Linked DNA regions of Mus musculus: region 2 is linked to region 1. Evidence: chromatin loops called from intact Hi-C (ENCODE). Cell type or tissue: heart. All regions are shown on one strand.

Region 1 (8,000 bases):
AGCTCCCACTGGTGCTCCAACTGAGGATGGCAATGTCAGTCGTATGTGGCAGGGGCACTGTGTGCTGTTCCTTGTCCTGCTTATTAAACATTATCACTTCTCCAGTTTCCCAGCCAATAGCCAGGATAAGCCTTGTTGGGTGCCAGCACAGTGAAGTGGCCTGGAAAGACCTCTCAATGTGGGTGTCAGGCACGGGCTCACCCTGTGTGGAACAAGAAGTAAGACCTCCCATTGTAGATAGGAGTAGGTACATCAAGAAGCGGTCTGACACATAGAACTCGCATCAGTACAACATGCGTGTGGATACTTGAGGCTAATGATGGGTATCTTCCACAGTCACTCTCCACATTATTTTTAATTTGAAAATTATTAGGAGCTGAAGAGACAGCTTCAGCTCAGCAATTAAGAGTTCTTGCTGGGGCTGGAGAGGTGGCTCAGTGGTTAAGAGCACTGACTGCTCTACCAGAGGTCCTGAGTTCAATTCCCAGCAACCACATGGTGGCTCACAACCATCTGTAATGGGATCCGATGCCCTCTTCTGGTGTGTGTGAGAACAGCGACAGTGTACTCACATATATAAAATAAATAAATCTTCACACACACACACACACACACACACACACACACACAAAGCTCTTGATCTTCTTCCAGAGGCCCTGAGTTCAGTTGCCAGCACCCATGTCAGATGGCTCACAACCACTAAGTCCTACTCCAGTAACCAATGTCCTCTTCTAGCATCCACAGGTCCTGGCACACACGTGTGCTCACACTCACACGCAATACATAAACATGGTTTACAAGATTACTTATCATGTGTGTATGCATGTGTGTCAAGATAGGCGTGGAGATCTGAGGGAAACCTGAGAGAACTGGCTCTCCCTTCTGTCATGTGGACTCAGCTCATTGCACTTAGCAGCAAGCACCTCCACTGTGAGCCATCTCATCAGCTCACCTGATTTTTGAGACAGTCTCTCATTTGAATCTGGAGCTTACTGCCTGAGCTAGGCCTGGTAGCCCGTAAGATCTAGATCTTCTCAAATATGGCAGTCCTTTTATCCTGCCATAGAGGTTCAAGAGCACGCTTAGATCTGACCCCCTGTGCTGTACATGCAGTCTCCACCTCCTCACATTGATCTGACTTCCAACTCTTTGTGATTCATCTGATGAATATCTTTATCAGGTATTCTGCCCTCTATCACTGTGAGAAAAAGACTTTCTACTTCTTTGAAGTCACCTACTTTGTGGCAATTTGTTATAGCAGCCGTAGGAAGCTAGTGTAGTTCGAAAGGGTCAATGTGGGGCTAGAGAGGTAGCTTAGCAGTTCAGAGCACTTACTGACTTTCCTAAGAACCTGGGGTTTGGTTCCCAGCAACAACATGATGGCTCACAACCATCTACAAGTCTAGTCCCAGTGGATCTGATACCTTCTTCTGACCTTGAAGACATGCACCTGGCCCATATTCACACATGCAGGCAAAAGAATCATACTCACAACATAAATAAATCAAAAAAGTTCAAAGGGCTGACACAAAGAGTTGAAGAAGGCATGCATATACGGCACAGGAGGTCAGCTGTAAGCACGCTCTTGAACCTCTATAGCAGGGATGAAAGAAGTGCAGGATATCGTGGCTTCGATGCTTGGGAATAACTGGCCCTTAGGAAGACCTGATTAGGAGAACTCTCGTGCCGAGTTATGCTGCCTCCTGGCCTCCATGACTCAGGAAGAGAAAAGAACACAAGAATCAGGAGCTGCTGAAGCCGACATAGCTCCAGGGACTCACTTGCTCAAGGTAGATGTCTACGTTGCCTCCAGAAGATGGGCTTATAGATGCGACTGCCAGGAATGGGTGGGTGGGGTGCCAGGTGATGTGGGAGGGAGAGCTGGGTGTGTCTGGAGCTTTGATTCGGTGGTCAAAATACAGAGCCATGATGACGCACAGACCTAGTCAAGGATGAAACCTGCAGGGCGGGAAAACCAACCCCTAGTGACTACGCGCAGAATTACAAAATGGAAGCAAACCTACAAGGACACGTAGCAGCTTTAAAATGTTTCTTAAATGAATGCAAGCCAATTCATTTGTTAGAGATTATTCTATTAAGGAAAACTATAAAATTAGAAGCAAAAGATTAAACTTGGCATGACCCACGGTGTGCTGGAAAAGAAGTAAAATTCATTGCTATCAAAGAGAGAACTAAACAGAGAATGCAAGTAGCAAGTACTGAAACGGGGGGAGGGGGGTGGTGTTTCAAATAATTCTTGATCATTCTCATTCGATAAGTATCGTTTCAATGTACACAGATACTTTCAAAGAAAACATTAAAACAAAATAAAAGTAAACTACCCATCAAAGAACATCTCTACAGAGAAAAACAGCGTTCAACTTCATGGAAACCAAAAAGCCCAAGAACGTCTTCTAGCTACGACTTAGTAGAGGACAGTCAGGACCACCAAGCGACAGTGATGGGGGAGAGGCTGCATTTAATTTGTTGCATGGGCTGGAAAGATGGCTTTGTGGTTAGGAGAGTCTTCCAGATACATGAGCTCAGTTCCCAGCACTCACATCAGGCAGCTTCCTCTGGGATCTGATGCCCCACTGGCCTCGCCTGTACATATACACATTAAAAGTAAGCCAGCTATGGTGGCACAAGCTTTCAATTCCAGCTCAGAAGAAGCAGAGGTCCCTATGTGTTTGAGGCAAATATGGTCTACTACAGTGAGTTCCAGGCAGCCAAAGATACATAGTGAGATCTTGCCTCAAAATAAGAAAAATCTTTTCTTTTTTTTTTTTTAAAAAGGGCAACATGTCAACTTCAGTATGTCCATTTTATACAATGTTCTAACTATTCATTCTTTCTTTCGCTTGTGCTTAAGGTTTTTTTTTTTTTCATTCATTTGTTTTGTTTTTTCAAGGCAGGGTTTCTCTATGTAGCCCTGGCTGTCCTAGAACTTGCTTTGTAGACCAGGCTGGCCTCAAATTCACAAATATCTGCCTGCCTCTGCCTCCCAAGTCCTGGGATTAAACGTATGAGGCACTTCTGAGCACAGCACTTATGCTTTAAAATGAGAATTAGCCAAATAATTAAAAAGATATTAAGTCAACTTTAGGAAGCTGATGCTCACACACACACACAAAAGTTATTTAAAAATCTGTTAATGTCCTTAGATCAGGAACAAGTTTCAAGTATGTAGGCCATAAAACAAGAAAAGGCCAATTTCACTTTTTCCAGTCAACTGATCCTCATTTTTATACTGAGTATTTTTATATTCAATTATTTTCAGAGGTGAGTGCCTCCATCATGCCAACTCTTAGGAAAGCAGGTCAAATTCATTATGCCCAAGGAGTCATACTAACAAGTAGGCTTAAAGACAAGATACTCCTTTTAGAGTCTCTTGTTCAACAAGAGGATGGGTTCTAAAGTAGCCTTTCGGGATAGTGACCAATGATGTAAAGTTTAGCTCTCTGGGCCAGAATAAGATCACTAGCTGCATCATGTAGACATTACTGAAGGACAGTGTAGTTCAAGGTGGTCCATTCAGGTCATGTTATCTTTACAAGCCACCCAAAGATTAACCAAGCAGAGGATTTTGGCTTTTTTGTCTTCCCCCAGCTTCATACTAAATGCATTGGGGGGCGGGGGGGACTCACGCCGCAACTCAAAAGTCCAGCAGGGGGCTCTAGGATTGTGCAGAGAGACAATGTGAAGCCAGCACACAGAGAGGAACCGAGAGGGTCCTGGCAGGTCATCTCTAGGTCCCAGGTCGATCCCATCCCACCTCTTGCCACTCCCCGGTCCAGCCCCAGACCCCTCTGCACCTTAGGTATAGGAATCTAACTTCGCCAGATTCCCTGTGCCTCCGTGTTGCCCGGACAACGCCGGTAAAGAAAGCGGAAGCAGTCGAGGGACAGCCGCGCCTCCGATGCCTCCCGAAACGACCACTGGTGACTTGCGGCGGAAAGAACCGAAAACAGTCGGTACCTCCCGGCGCAGCTCTGAGTCTTAGGCCCACTTTAGGACCAGTTTGGGTTTTCCGCTGATGGGTGGGCCAGATCTATTTGCTACTCGGGGCAAGCTGCGTCAAGGCTCCTAATACTTTTCTCCCCGAGTTCATCCTGCCTACCCCACGCAGGCCATCAGTCGGCACCTCGCGGAGCTTAGTTGCATTGCATCGGATGGGGAGGCGCGGCTCGAGAGCTTCTCTGGAACGTTCTGAGTACCGGACACCGCCCCGGCGCGTGGCGCGTTGATGCCTCGAGAGACCGCTGCAAGCGGTACTCAGCAGAGGCTTGCAGCAGCTAGGCACAGGGTTCCCTGGGTGACCGTGTGCACTTTAGCCAGTGTTAGCCAACGGCGAGTGTCGCTGAAGAGCAGGCGCAGTAGCACGGTCCACGCCAATGAGCCAAGGGGATAACCAGAGGCGGGGACCTCCTGCAAACTGGGATACTTTTTTCAAACGCCACATGCATAAGCATTAGAGTTTTAAAAACACATTTCCTTATCGCTTCGAATAGGAAAAGTGTTAGTGGACTATGCTACGATACATTTATGGTCTTAAACCTGTTTTCAAAGTGCAAAGTCCCCACCCGAGTTCCCGCGCGCTTCAAGACGCCCCGCTGAGGCGGTGATTTCTTCTCACGCATCCGTCAACATAGTCTCAGCCAATCACAGCCAGCACGCTGATCCTATTGGCTGTCGGTTGGCCAATCGGAAAAGACGCATGATCCGCAAGGGCGCGAGGTTGCCGTCACAACACGCCCCACGTTGCGGGCCCGCCCCTGTACATCGTGCGGGCGCGCGCACGTAACGCCTGCTGACCAATGGCAGCCTAGCTGGTTGGGCGCGCCCGCAGAAAAGCTGGACGTGCTCGTCTTTTTTGCGGGACGTTCGCCCCTCCCCGCTCCGGCGCCGACTTCAGGTCCCCGGCGGCCGCCGTAGCCGGAACTGTTTAGAGCGCGGCGTCCCGGGTGTGGGAGGGCGAGTGGCGGCTGCACCGGTGCCGTCAGCCCTGTTAGCCGCGCGCCAGTCCACGGAGAGGTCTTGCGAAGGGGAACAGTGCTTGGTGACCGCGCCTGACACCTGACCACCAGCCCGGCGTCGCGGCTTCGCCGCAGCCGGAGCTGCCGGGCCCGGTCGGTTCTGCGGAGGCCCGGGATCCGGGAGCCAGGCTGCCGGGAAGCGTGGATGAAAAAGGTGACCGTAGGCTGCACTTGGGAGCCTTCGGGATCCGCGGAGGGGCCGCGGTATTCGTGGGCTGCGCCGCGTGCAGCCAGCGGTCAGCTCCTCAGGAAGGTGCGAGCTTCTCCCACCCGAAATGGGACAAAGGGTGTGGAGCCGGGACGAGGCCCACAGTGCCCGCGCCTCCCACGGTCAGGAAGTGACGGGTTTCGGTGACGGACTCCTATGGAGTCCACCGCCTCTGGGGAACGACCGGAATGTGCCTGGGGACAGGGCCCAGCGCGCCGGCGAGTGGGTCCTGTTGGATTGATGCATTTTGCTTGGTGCTGTTGGCAGTGCTGGTTCTGGGAATGGGTTTCGCTCCCTAGCACAATGACAGGGTTTTGGGAACCGTGGTGAGGGGGTTAAAAGTGAATAGGTTCGAAGTCTTGTGCCATAAAATCATTTAGCGTGGGGTTGTGTCTTGTGTGGTTCTGTGCCAGGGTTTTCTTAAGGTAGTATTTGAAAGATCAGTGCCAAACAGGAAAATTGCACACCGTTTTTGGCAGCACCATTTTATGGTGTTACTTCGAGTTTTACATCTCTGTCTTTACCTTCAGTCTGTTTCTTTGTTATCATTGGTACCTTGCTCTGTCTGCTTTTCTTTTTAAGTGGAATGTTTTCAACAGTTATGTTGGACCTAGCGTCTGCTAAAGAACGGAGTGTTTCTCTGTCCTGCTTCATCATGTACACAGCCTGTCTTAAGATGTTGGAATGTACCTGAACTTTAGTTTATTCTGAGTATAATTTCTCCTAGCTACAGATAATTATTATTTTGCTTATCGATATCTTATGACAGTGGTAGAAGTTAAAGCAAGAATTTTGTTGTTTCCAGAATTGTTTACATAGTTCAGTTCCTATTCTTAAGATCCGACTGGAACATAACAGTGTTTGCTGTCACTTTTCCGGTGTTCTCTAACCTGTTCTATGCAACAGGCTTTGTTGAATGAGAGGTGTAGTCGGGCCATCTCCCTCCTGGGAAGGTTTCCGGAGTGCAGAGTCTCTCTCTTGCATGCCAGCTTTGGAGGGAGCGGCAGTTTTGGCCTATGGAGCACTAGGGGCTCGGAGGGCAGCGCGGGCCGTTGCAATAGGCAGGTGCGCGGCTTGATCGCGCGTGGCTCGGGAGCAGAGGGGAGGCACGGGCAGTGCGGGGAGCGAGGCGGGATCAAGCTGGGGGCCATGAGCTGCGGCTCCTTGGGTTAGGTGGTGGCGGGACGGCGGTACTGCGGGACCCAAAGCGCAGAGGCCAGGTCATGCTGCCGTGCCTTCCGTGGCTCCGGGCTGTGTTGGTCTACCTGGGTTAGGGGCATCCAAGGGCGGGGCGGGGTCCCGGTCCGGTCGGGCTCAGCACTCTGTGGGCCCTCGGGCGGGCGGCGGGCGGCGGGCGGCGCTGGAACAAACAACGGCCGCCATGTTGGGAGGCCGGCGGTAAACTTCTGCCTGCCGCCCGCCTCACCGCTCCTCGTCTCTCTCGCCGCAGGATGACAGTGAAGTTGGGCGACGCCGGCAGCGGGGAGGAAGGGCTCAAGAAGCTGGGCAAGCGGACGGCCGATGAGGAGTCGCTGGACGGAGAGGGGCCCGGCGGCGCGGACGCGGCGGACAGCAGCAGCACAAAGAGGGACGGGCAGACCCCTCGGGCCTCCGGAGCCCCCGCGCCACCCAGAGGGCTGCCGACCCCGTCTCCACCGCAGGGCAGCCCCCAGGACCAGCACCATTTCCTAAGGTCCAGCGTGCGACCCCAGAGCAAGAGGCCCAGGAAGGACGCACCCTGTGCTTTGGGCAGTGGTGGTGCCAGCGGTTCCGGGCCGCGAGGAAAAGGTAGGGACCTATCCTGTGGCGTCTGACAAGACCTCCTCGGGTGGCACTTGCAGGGGCACGTGCCCCCTTCCATTCCTTGGAGGCTGTTGCTTTCCTCTTAATATTAGCATACAGGGCAGTGATATTGTCCTTTCTCTGGGCAAGAGACATAGATTCCCAAAGGGTCCCTGACGGTTTTTTATGGATGGCCATTTTAAATTACGCACAATAGCTCAAGTATAGGCAGAGAAAGTTCCTGCTCTATTTCCACACCTCAAGTAGTGGGAACGGAACAAAGGAACTGGCTTTTGTAATTTATGGACTGGGGAGGCTGTTGATGGAATGGCAGAGGCTGGCTTTGACTTATTGTCTTCCACCAAAGTATTCCTGGCTTCAAAGTTTGAAGAACAGAGAAATGGGACACTTAGAGTTTCAACTGAGGTATATTTGGTGAACCAGAAAGGATCTCCACTGGATGAAATTGACGGTGACCTATCAGGGGCAGCCCACAGAACTGTCTTGTGTTGAGACTGCAACTTCTTTCTTGAAGCCTCCTACCAAAGTAAAAAAAAAGTGCCATGTGGGTTCTTCACAGGCCTTTATTTCCCTGTCTGCTTTTCTCTTTATCTTTCAGCATCTTGGTTTTTACCTATGCAGGCAATTTGCTCTTACATTCTTTTCAGACCAAGTTTGCCCCCCACCCCATTCCCGCCTTTTTTTTTTAAAAGACAAAATCTGCTGATAGTTTGGACTGGCCTGGAATTCACTAAGGCCTTGAATTCATAGTTCTGCCTCAGTTTCCTGAGTGCTAAGATTACATGCCAAAACCGATATAATTGATAGTTGGCTTATATAACACTTTTTAAAAAAATAAAATAACAAATGTGACATCAATTTTCAGTGAGTTCTCCATACTTACAGCCAGGCATGAAGACATACTTTTAATCTAAGCACTTGGGAGGCAGAGGTAGGTAGATCTCTCAGAGTTT
Region 2 (8,000 bases), 57 kb after region 1:
CTCTTTCTTTCTTTCTTTCTTTTTTTTTTTTGGTTTTTTGAGGCAGGGTTTCTCTGTGTAGTCCTGGCTGTCCTGGAACTCACTTTGTAGACCAGGCTGGCCTTGAACTCAGAAACCCGCCTGCCTGTGCCTCCCAAGTGCTGGGATTAATGTTGTGCGCCACCACTGCCCAGCCTAGTTCCTTCTAAGTGATCTGAGATACCATTTCTCTCTAATGGCCTGACCCTACCCCAACCCCCAAATGCACTGCAATGTCTACAGATTTTATCCACACTTAAAATTTCATGTGTTATTGCTGGTATCTGAGGGGTGTCTTTGCCCCAGGCTATCTCTCTTCCTATTCTGGGACCCAAGCCAGGTTTAGATGTCAGGGTGTAGGAAGAGCTCACAGCTTGATGATGTTTTAGCAGCCCTCTTCAGGAGCCCAGAGGTGGTCAGTCAGTTGTCATGCTCAGGCCATCGGACTCAGAGTGGTGCCAAAAATACTTCCATTCCCCTTCTTTGCCCTTTAGTAGATTCTTGTAACATGGTCACTCTTGCTGGACCTAGCATATCAGGTAGCCATGGCTATTTCTTGTTGAACAGGTGACCCCTGTGCTAGCCACGTCACTGCTCACTCTCCACATGCTAGCCAGGGCTGACACCCCTCCCACCCCACCCCACCCCACTCCACCCCCTTTCCTTTTTCTTCTGAGACAGGGTTTCTCTGTATAACCCTGCTATCCTATAACTTGATTTATAGACTGAGTTGGCTGGAGATCTACCTGCCTCTACCTCCTGAGTGCTGGGCTGAAAGTAATGTGCTACCACACCAAGCTTGGCAGGTCCTTGTAACTCCTAAAGCTGCCACCTCTGTTTTCCAGCTGTTCTAGCCTCCTTCCTTGCACAGTAGTACTTAAGATCATCCTAGGCCCTTACGTCTCTCTGTCTGCAATGAAGAAAGGGATGGGAATGTCCTTTTGGGACACTTGATCCAGTTGCCTCTCTGGCTACTACAAACCCTAGAGTGCAGGCTCTGCTCCAAAGACCGTATAGGGCTCTGGTACTGGTGAAGGATCTGTCCCAGATGCTGACATGCAGACCCCACATCTGGTAAGAGTCAGACTGTTAGATGAGAAGCGCAAGCATATGGTGCCGTCAAGAGACTGTGGTAAGGTAGCCAATGTGTCTCTACCCAGTTGTGTGCTTTCAGCAATGCCTTACTTAGCTGAAGGCATTTAGATCTTGGGACTGTAGCCTGTACCAGGCTAGGCTCAGGCCACTGCTAGCTGCTCTTCCTGTGTTTCAGGTAGACTCTCCCACAACATTAATAAGCATGGGTGCTTGTAGAATCCTGGTAACTGCGCATGTAGAACTAGGTAGTTGGGCTCTTAAGCTGGTTTCCATGAGGCAGTGAATGCTGTAGGCACATGTTAGTCTGTGCCGGCTAAAAGGAGTTGAGACGTCTTGAGGAGCAGAGACTACAGCCCTTGTCTCCCAGTAGCAAGCGGCATCAGATGGACTGGTGCGTTACTGTAAGGAAGCTGACAAGATTCCAGAAGGTTCTTCACCAGCCATACTGGTTTGCTCATCATCGCCACATTAAAGGACAAATGGTGGCATTTGTAGCAGAGAATCAGTGGATACAACGTCTCCCAGCGTAAGCAAATATCCATGCATAAAACCTGAAAACTGCTAAAGGTTAGAGTTTTTTAAAAAACAAAACAAAAACAGCAAGGCAGGCTCCTGGGTTCTACATCTTCCTTCTCTTCCTTCCATCAGTTTGGATGGTTGGCGTTCACTCGGGCTTCCTCTCCTCATTGGAACTTAGTGTGACTTACATGCGGTCATTCTTTGAGAAAATCTTTTGTTAATATTAATGTTTCTTAGACATGTTGATTCATCTTTTTAAAAGATGGGGAACCTGTATCTTTGGTGCTTGGCATGGATTGTGTCCTAGAGAAGATGCTCAGGCGAGCTGAAGTCCATAGATCCTGTCGGGCATAGTACTTGCTCAGGGAGTGGGACTTTGGGACATTTCATCTGTTGGTCAACCTTTTTTCCTACCCTCCTCTTCTTTTTCATTCCTTGTGATAGCCTCTGCTAGGGGAGGTGTCATTCAGTTCAATAGCATTTTTAACCAAACCATATTATTAGAAATGGTCAAAATAAGTTTAGAAGGAAATTGTTTTATGTACTTTAAAAACAAATCTCCCAGATGCATTCATGAGGAAATACCGTACTTTGTCTTAATTTAAAAAAAAAAAAAAAACACTTTAAAAAAGGAAAGAAACCCACAGTATACCTTTCCCAGAGGCTAGCCTGGTGTGGTCAGTCCAGTTTTGGAAGCACTGCCCCAGCCAGACCCTTATTCTTTCGTAAGATCACTGGCTGGAGGGGTGCCCCCAGCAGGCAGAGCTCAGTGCTGTTTGCTTTGATAATCGTTAAGCCATATCATCTGAGGTTTCCGGCTTGAGATGTGAATTTGTTTTATAGACTATAAATATACAGTGTATGTATAAAGCAGAATGCCTGTCCTTCTGATTATTTTTTGTACCATATTGTAAATTACATTATTTATTCTTTACCAATTTTTTGGGAATAAAAGGTGTTTTGGTTATTTAATAAACAAGAACTGTTAAAACTTCGGCTAAAATTTCCAGTTCGGCTTGTAAATGTTTTTATTGTGCATAAATACATACTAATACTTCATCTAATGTCTGTCTTTTGTGCCTGCTTTCAAAGCCAGTATGCTTAGGGTATTCCAACAGGCACAGTGTAATGAGATGAGCTCTAAGGCCTGGAGGTGCCCTGGAGGTGAGGGTGAGCAAACAGGTAGGCATCAGAGATTCAGCGATTGAGTGACCGCTGAATGCGGAATTCATTACAGAATTCGCTGCTTCTGTTATGGGTATGTTGTGCGCTTCCATGAACCTTTCCTCCCGAAGGTGCTGTAACCCCAAAGAAGCCTTCCGCTACCACCGGCCAGAAACTTCCTAGTGCCATCCAGCCCGGGATAGGTCGGCCAGAAAATGCGGATTCGCATGCGGAGGCGTGTTGGCTGGGGGTGGGGCGAGCTGTGAACCAATGCCCACGCCTGAGGCCATGAGAGGCGCCCCCTGCAGCCAATCGGCTGTAAGCGCGATGCGGGCCTCCAAGCCTCCCTCTCCTTGGGGGCGGGAGGGAGGAGTGGGGCACGACTCTACGATAGGCTGCAGAGACATGATTGGCGCGAGAGGCGTCCAACTGGCTTGGGCGGGTCAGGGTACCTGCGCGGGACCAAGCGGGAACCGCCGCGCGGCGGCTGTGAAAGCGCGGGGCGGCGGCCGACATGTTCCAGGGCGCGGACAGCCAAGCTGGCAAGTCGGGTTCCAGGTGCGCGGACCGGTGCTGGGGCCCGGGTGGGCGCATAGCCGCAGCCACGTGGCGGGCGGGAGACCCTACAAGTGCGGTGGGTGTGGCGCGGGGCTCCCCTGAGGATACTGTGCGCGCTCTCCCGCAGGGCCTTGCAGGAAGGCTGTGGGGTTAGAGCGGAGTGGAGACCGGGCGGCGGGATTAAGACACGTGGCTCTCCTGAAGTGCTTGCTCAGGACAGACGCTAGCCGGGCGCTCCGAGCTGTTTGCCGCTTCCTGAGCCCTTCCCTTGTCCAGTTTGGTTGGTCATGACGACCTTTGAATGTGGCTGAGTAGCGGCAGCGTTCTCAGACCCAACCCACGACCAGGTGTTTGTTGGATGCACTACTGACTGCTACACCCTGGGCGGGGACCTTCCCTACACAGTTTCCTCTAGGCTTTCTGTCTGATCTGCTTTGAGTTGATCAAATGAAACTGGTGTTCGAATGACTTTACGAGCTCCAGGAATTAATTGTTGAATAGGCGTCCATGGAGAGGATTTTAGGAAAAGGAGGAAATCCCCATTTGAGTTGATAAAATGAAACTGGTGTTCGAATGACTTTACGAGCTCCAGGAGTTAATTGTTGAGTAGGCGTCCATGGAGAGGAATTTAGGAAAAGGAGGAAATACCCACTTGATAGCGGGATGAGGGGGAAAGGGGAGCTACCTTAACTGGATAATGAAGCGCAATTGGAAGCCTCAGTCTGGGCCATATTAGATAGAAAGCGTGCTTTGGATGGCAACTTAGGCAGGTTGGAGAAGATAGCAGCACATAGTCCGACTGATTGCTACAAAGCCTGAGTCTGTAAGGTCTGTCTGTACTCCAGGGTTTCCTTTCGTCTAACCCTGTCTTTTGTCTCCTCAGCAGAGGGATTTTCTTGTGCTGGAGATGTTTGAACTGTAAAAGCGTTATGGTATTACTGTCATTCATCCACAAAAATTACTAACCATGAAGAACACGTCACCCCCCACCCGGTCTATTTCTCATGGCTTTGTCCCAGATTTTCTCATTAGTTCCTAGTTCTTATGAAACTCATCATTCCAGGGAGGCCTGGGAGCGCTGACAACCGTCGATATTTTCTTTCTCTCCAGTGCCATAGTTCATTTGAACTCTGGCTTTTCATCTTTGCCTATATCCCTTATATTTTCTCGATAACTTGAGTATTTCTACTGAAACATTTAAAGGGTACTACAAAAGGAAAAAGTAATTGGAATTATGGATTTGGTCCTAAAGTCTGAGTTGACTAATCTGGCCCTAGAACCTTCCACTCCACTGGTGTTACTGTGATTAATGGCTGCTAGTGGCTTCCAGAAGGCCACACTGTGCCATTGTTCTGGGCCCTATTTGTTGAAAGGCCCATTTGTGAGACCCTGCAGGGGCAACCTTAAGACTTGCATTGCTGCTGTAGGCTTTGAAGCTTGTGCTTGCTCCATTGTCTTTGAGATGGAGGTGGACACTGCTCTTGCCCAAGTGGCTCATTATTTTAGTACACAAAGCAATACTAAATCCTTACTTTCAATACCCATATTAAGTTCAAAAGCTAGTTCCTATATTCCCGTAACAGACTCAATTTGGGCCTCATCTCTGGAGATGGTTTTGAGGCTCCTGCTTCTGTTGTATCACATACATGGAACACATACCATTGACACACACGTCTGGCTGTCGGTATCTTGTGTCTGAATAACCACAGAGTGACTGGGAAGGTGAGAGTGTAGAGTGAGGGTCTGCCGGGGTCAAACCTCCACAGGGTAGGATGCTGGTGGCTTCATGTAAAATGAGATTATTAAAATAAAGCTAGGAGTATTCACACTTGTAATCCTAGCACTCGGGACATGGAGGTAGAGAATATGAGTTCAGGGTTGTCACTCACTACATAGTGAATTTGAGCACTTCAAGATCCTGACTCAGCTCTTTCCAACCCCCAATAAGAAAATAAATGGCTGGGCAGTGGTGGCGCATGCCTTTAATCCCAGCACTTGGGAGGAAGAGGCAGGTGGATTTCTGAGTTTGAGACCAGCCTGGTCTACAAAGTGAGTTCCAGGACAGCCAGGCGATACAGAGAAACCCAGTCTCAAAACACCAGAGAGAGAGAGAGCGAGAGAGAGCGGGAAAGAAAGAAAGAAAGAAAGAAAGAAAGAAAGAAAGAAAGAAAGAAAGAAAGAAAGAAAGAAAGAAAGAAAGAAAGAGAAAAGAGGAGACTAGACCCAAGGCTGTTAGACCTGACCGCCCAGAAGAAGATGGTCAGAATAAGATCTAAAGATGGGCGTGGAAGTCAGGTAGTCTTAACTTACCCATCAACTGCTTTGTATGGTCTACAATCTTGTTAAGTTCTTTGTAGTGGGCCAAGCTCCCCCATCCCCACCTCCTCCCCCCTTTTCAAAGGAACTTCTATCCCTTTCTAAGACCCTTCAAGAAATAGTAACGGTTGGTGGGGTAGGTTTGATACATCCTCTTTCCCCTTCCTCCTAAGAAGACAGTGACCTGGCATCTGTGACTGGCACACTTTACACTTCCCTCCCTGCCTTAGGCTGACTGAGAACTTCACACCCATTACATTGCAATGATAGACAGCCTTTTAGCTCTTTGAATGAAACAAACACATTTTAGGTACTTTTGTTTTTAATGAAGTCTTTGAGTGGTCACTGTTTTACGTAGCTGTTCAGTCAGTCCTAACCTCCAGTCTTGCTTTTATGTGGTAGTCTTTGATTTTAAATATTTTTCTAAATATTTGAGGTCATGCAGTCTCAGTGGTTAGGCCTACTGTGAGAAGGTGAAACTAGGTGCAGTACACACACCTTTAATTCTTGTAGTGGGAGGCAGAGCAGAGCTTTCTGTGAGTTGGAGGCTAGTCAGGTATACATAGAGTTCTAGGACAGCCACAGCTTCTTCAGCTGCGTAGGTAACCATAGATCAGAGCAGGGAGGGAGGCAGGATGAATATAGGCCATTCACCGATTTAAAATTCACTTTCAAGTGGCCTCTCTTCAAAATTCATGTCTTATTTTTTAGATGGTCTCTGGTAGCCTTTACTGACTTTGAATTCACTCTATAGTGGAGGATCAGTTTTGGTTTTAGTTTTGAGGCAGTCTCTTTACGTAGGTAGTCCTGGCTGTCTTGGAACTCACTGTGTCACCACCGATCCACCTGCCTCTGCCTCCTGGATGCTGGGACTAAAGGCATGAGCCACCATGCCTGACTAAGGATAACTTTTGAACTACTGATCTTTCTACCTCCACCTTCCAAGTGGTGGGATCACAGGTATTAGCTTGCATGCATGACTGAAAGGCATTTTAAAAGTCTAACCAGGTATCTGAAATATGCATATGAAGTCTTTCACCATATTGCAGTTGTATACCCGTGCTCTGGACATCAGAGCAGAGCTTTCAGGTAATGCCATAGGTCTTCGGCTGCTGCATTCAAAACAAGCAACTTTTTAGACTTCTCATTAGCTCTAGACGAAGTTCCCAAAGTTTGGGACTTTAGGTGGAAACTACTGTTTGTAGCTAAGGCATAGAAACCACATTTTTGTGGGTGTTTGTTTAAAAGCTGTGCTTGTAGAATATCAGAGTTTAAAGAGGAATGGTCATTCCATAAGGACATGCTGCCAGTGGGTGATGGTTTTTTCTTTCTAGTCTAGGCATTTCAATGGCTACACCAAACATTCCAATATAGATCCCTACAATGAGTCTTTTAAGTCAGGAATTACCGTCAGGGATGATGGATCTAAGATAAAGAGAAACATGGTATTTGTTAAAAGGCACATAAGGAGTCTGAATTAAAACCCAATCAAAGGAACTAGGGGTTAAACAAGGGTAGCCCCTTTACCTTAATACTCGGTCACGCCTGACTCCTCTTATTAGAATCTATAAATTCTGGCAGAGAAGTCTCTGGCTACCATGGCTATGAAGCAGAAAGGTTGGTAAAGGGATTTGATTCCATGTGAGCTCCATGGCAAAGCTGAAGACAGCATGAAGAAAAGAGCAAAGGAATCTCTCTTTAATCACGTGTTTTATCCGGATCCGAGTCTAAAACAATATTGGCAAAGTATTAAAACTAAAATTTTGATCCTAATTACTATATAATGTGACTCAAAAAATGAAAAGTTCCTCATGGGGTTCACCTTACCCCTACCCCTGTGAATATGACAGTGTCTTTCTGTGAAACCCAACTTGGCCTTGAACTCTAAATTCTGCCTCCGTTTCCCAAGTGCTGGGAGTTATAGGCCTATACCATCACACTTTGGATGGGGCCAGCTTTCATTCACATCAGTACTGTTTGGTGTTGGGCTAGACCACAGACAAGAGACCATCAGCACCAGTCCAAGAGAATCCTGGGAATCTGGTGGACGGATGTCAGTGACTCTTGTTCACTCTGTGCTTGTAGGTCCATGAAGCCCCCGGGAGGAGAATCGAGCGATCTTTTCGGAAGTCCAGAAGAAGGTATTTCTTCAAGCAAGCCTAATAGGATGGCATCTAATATTTTCGGACCAACTGAAGAACCTAAAAACATACCCAAGAGGACAAATCCTCCAGGTGTGGACTTTATACTTCTCACGTTCTTGGCCTTAAACTCTATTTTCTTTTTAAAAATCTGTCTGACAAGCTTCTGTTGCTATCATGAGACACCAG

Evidence for each region. Hi-C counts contacts between places; a loop is a spot of excess contacts. Peaks named below come from ENCODE experiments on the same cell type or tissue, not always from the same donor. Only the 100,000 strongest peaks of a DNase experiment are listed, where the experiment ranks them.
Region 2: a loop joins it to region 1, with 6 times the contacts of the local background. A loop is called at or near these places in 7 of 42 quality-filtered maps.

Annotation. Positions count from the first base shown.
Region 1 is chr17:25,012,720-25,020,719 of GRCm38, reverse strand. It overlaps Cramp1l (cramped chromatin regulator homolog 1), which reads left to right and starts at 5,490. Exons shown (of 21, transcript NM_020608.3): 1 at 5,490-5,593; 2 at 6,695-7,032. The coding sequence starts at 6,696. It overlaps Ift140 (intraflagellar transport 140), which reads right to left and starts at 4,634. Exons shown (of 30, transcript NM_134126.3): 1 at 3,816-4,634; 2 at 1,782-1,959; 3 at 1-202. The coding sequence starts at 1,928. In heart, CTCF peaks have their summits at 3,683 (motif pointing right) and 6,419; DNase peaks (open chromatin) are centred at 3,829, 4,359, 4,769, 5,409 and 1 weaker place; H3K4me3 peaks cover 4,779 bases; H3K27ac peaks cover 4,101 bases.
Region 2 is chr17:24,955,922-24,963,921 of GRCm38, reverse strand. It overlaps Jpt2 (Jupiter microtubule associated homolog 2), which reads left to right and starts at 3,299. Exons shown (of 5, transcript NM_198937.2): 1 at 3,299-3,354; 2 at 7,756-7,904. The coding sequence starts at 3,311. It overlaps Cramp1l (cramped chromatin regulator homolog 1), which reads left to right. Exons shown (of 21, transcript NM_020608.3): 21 at 1-2,696. In heart, a CTCF peak has its summit at 3,103 (motif pointing left); a DNase peak (open chromatin) is centred at 3,131; H3K4me3 peaks cover 2,279 bases; H3K27ac peaks cover 2,063 bases.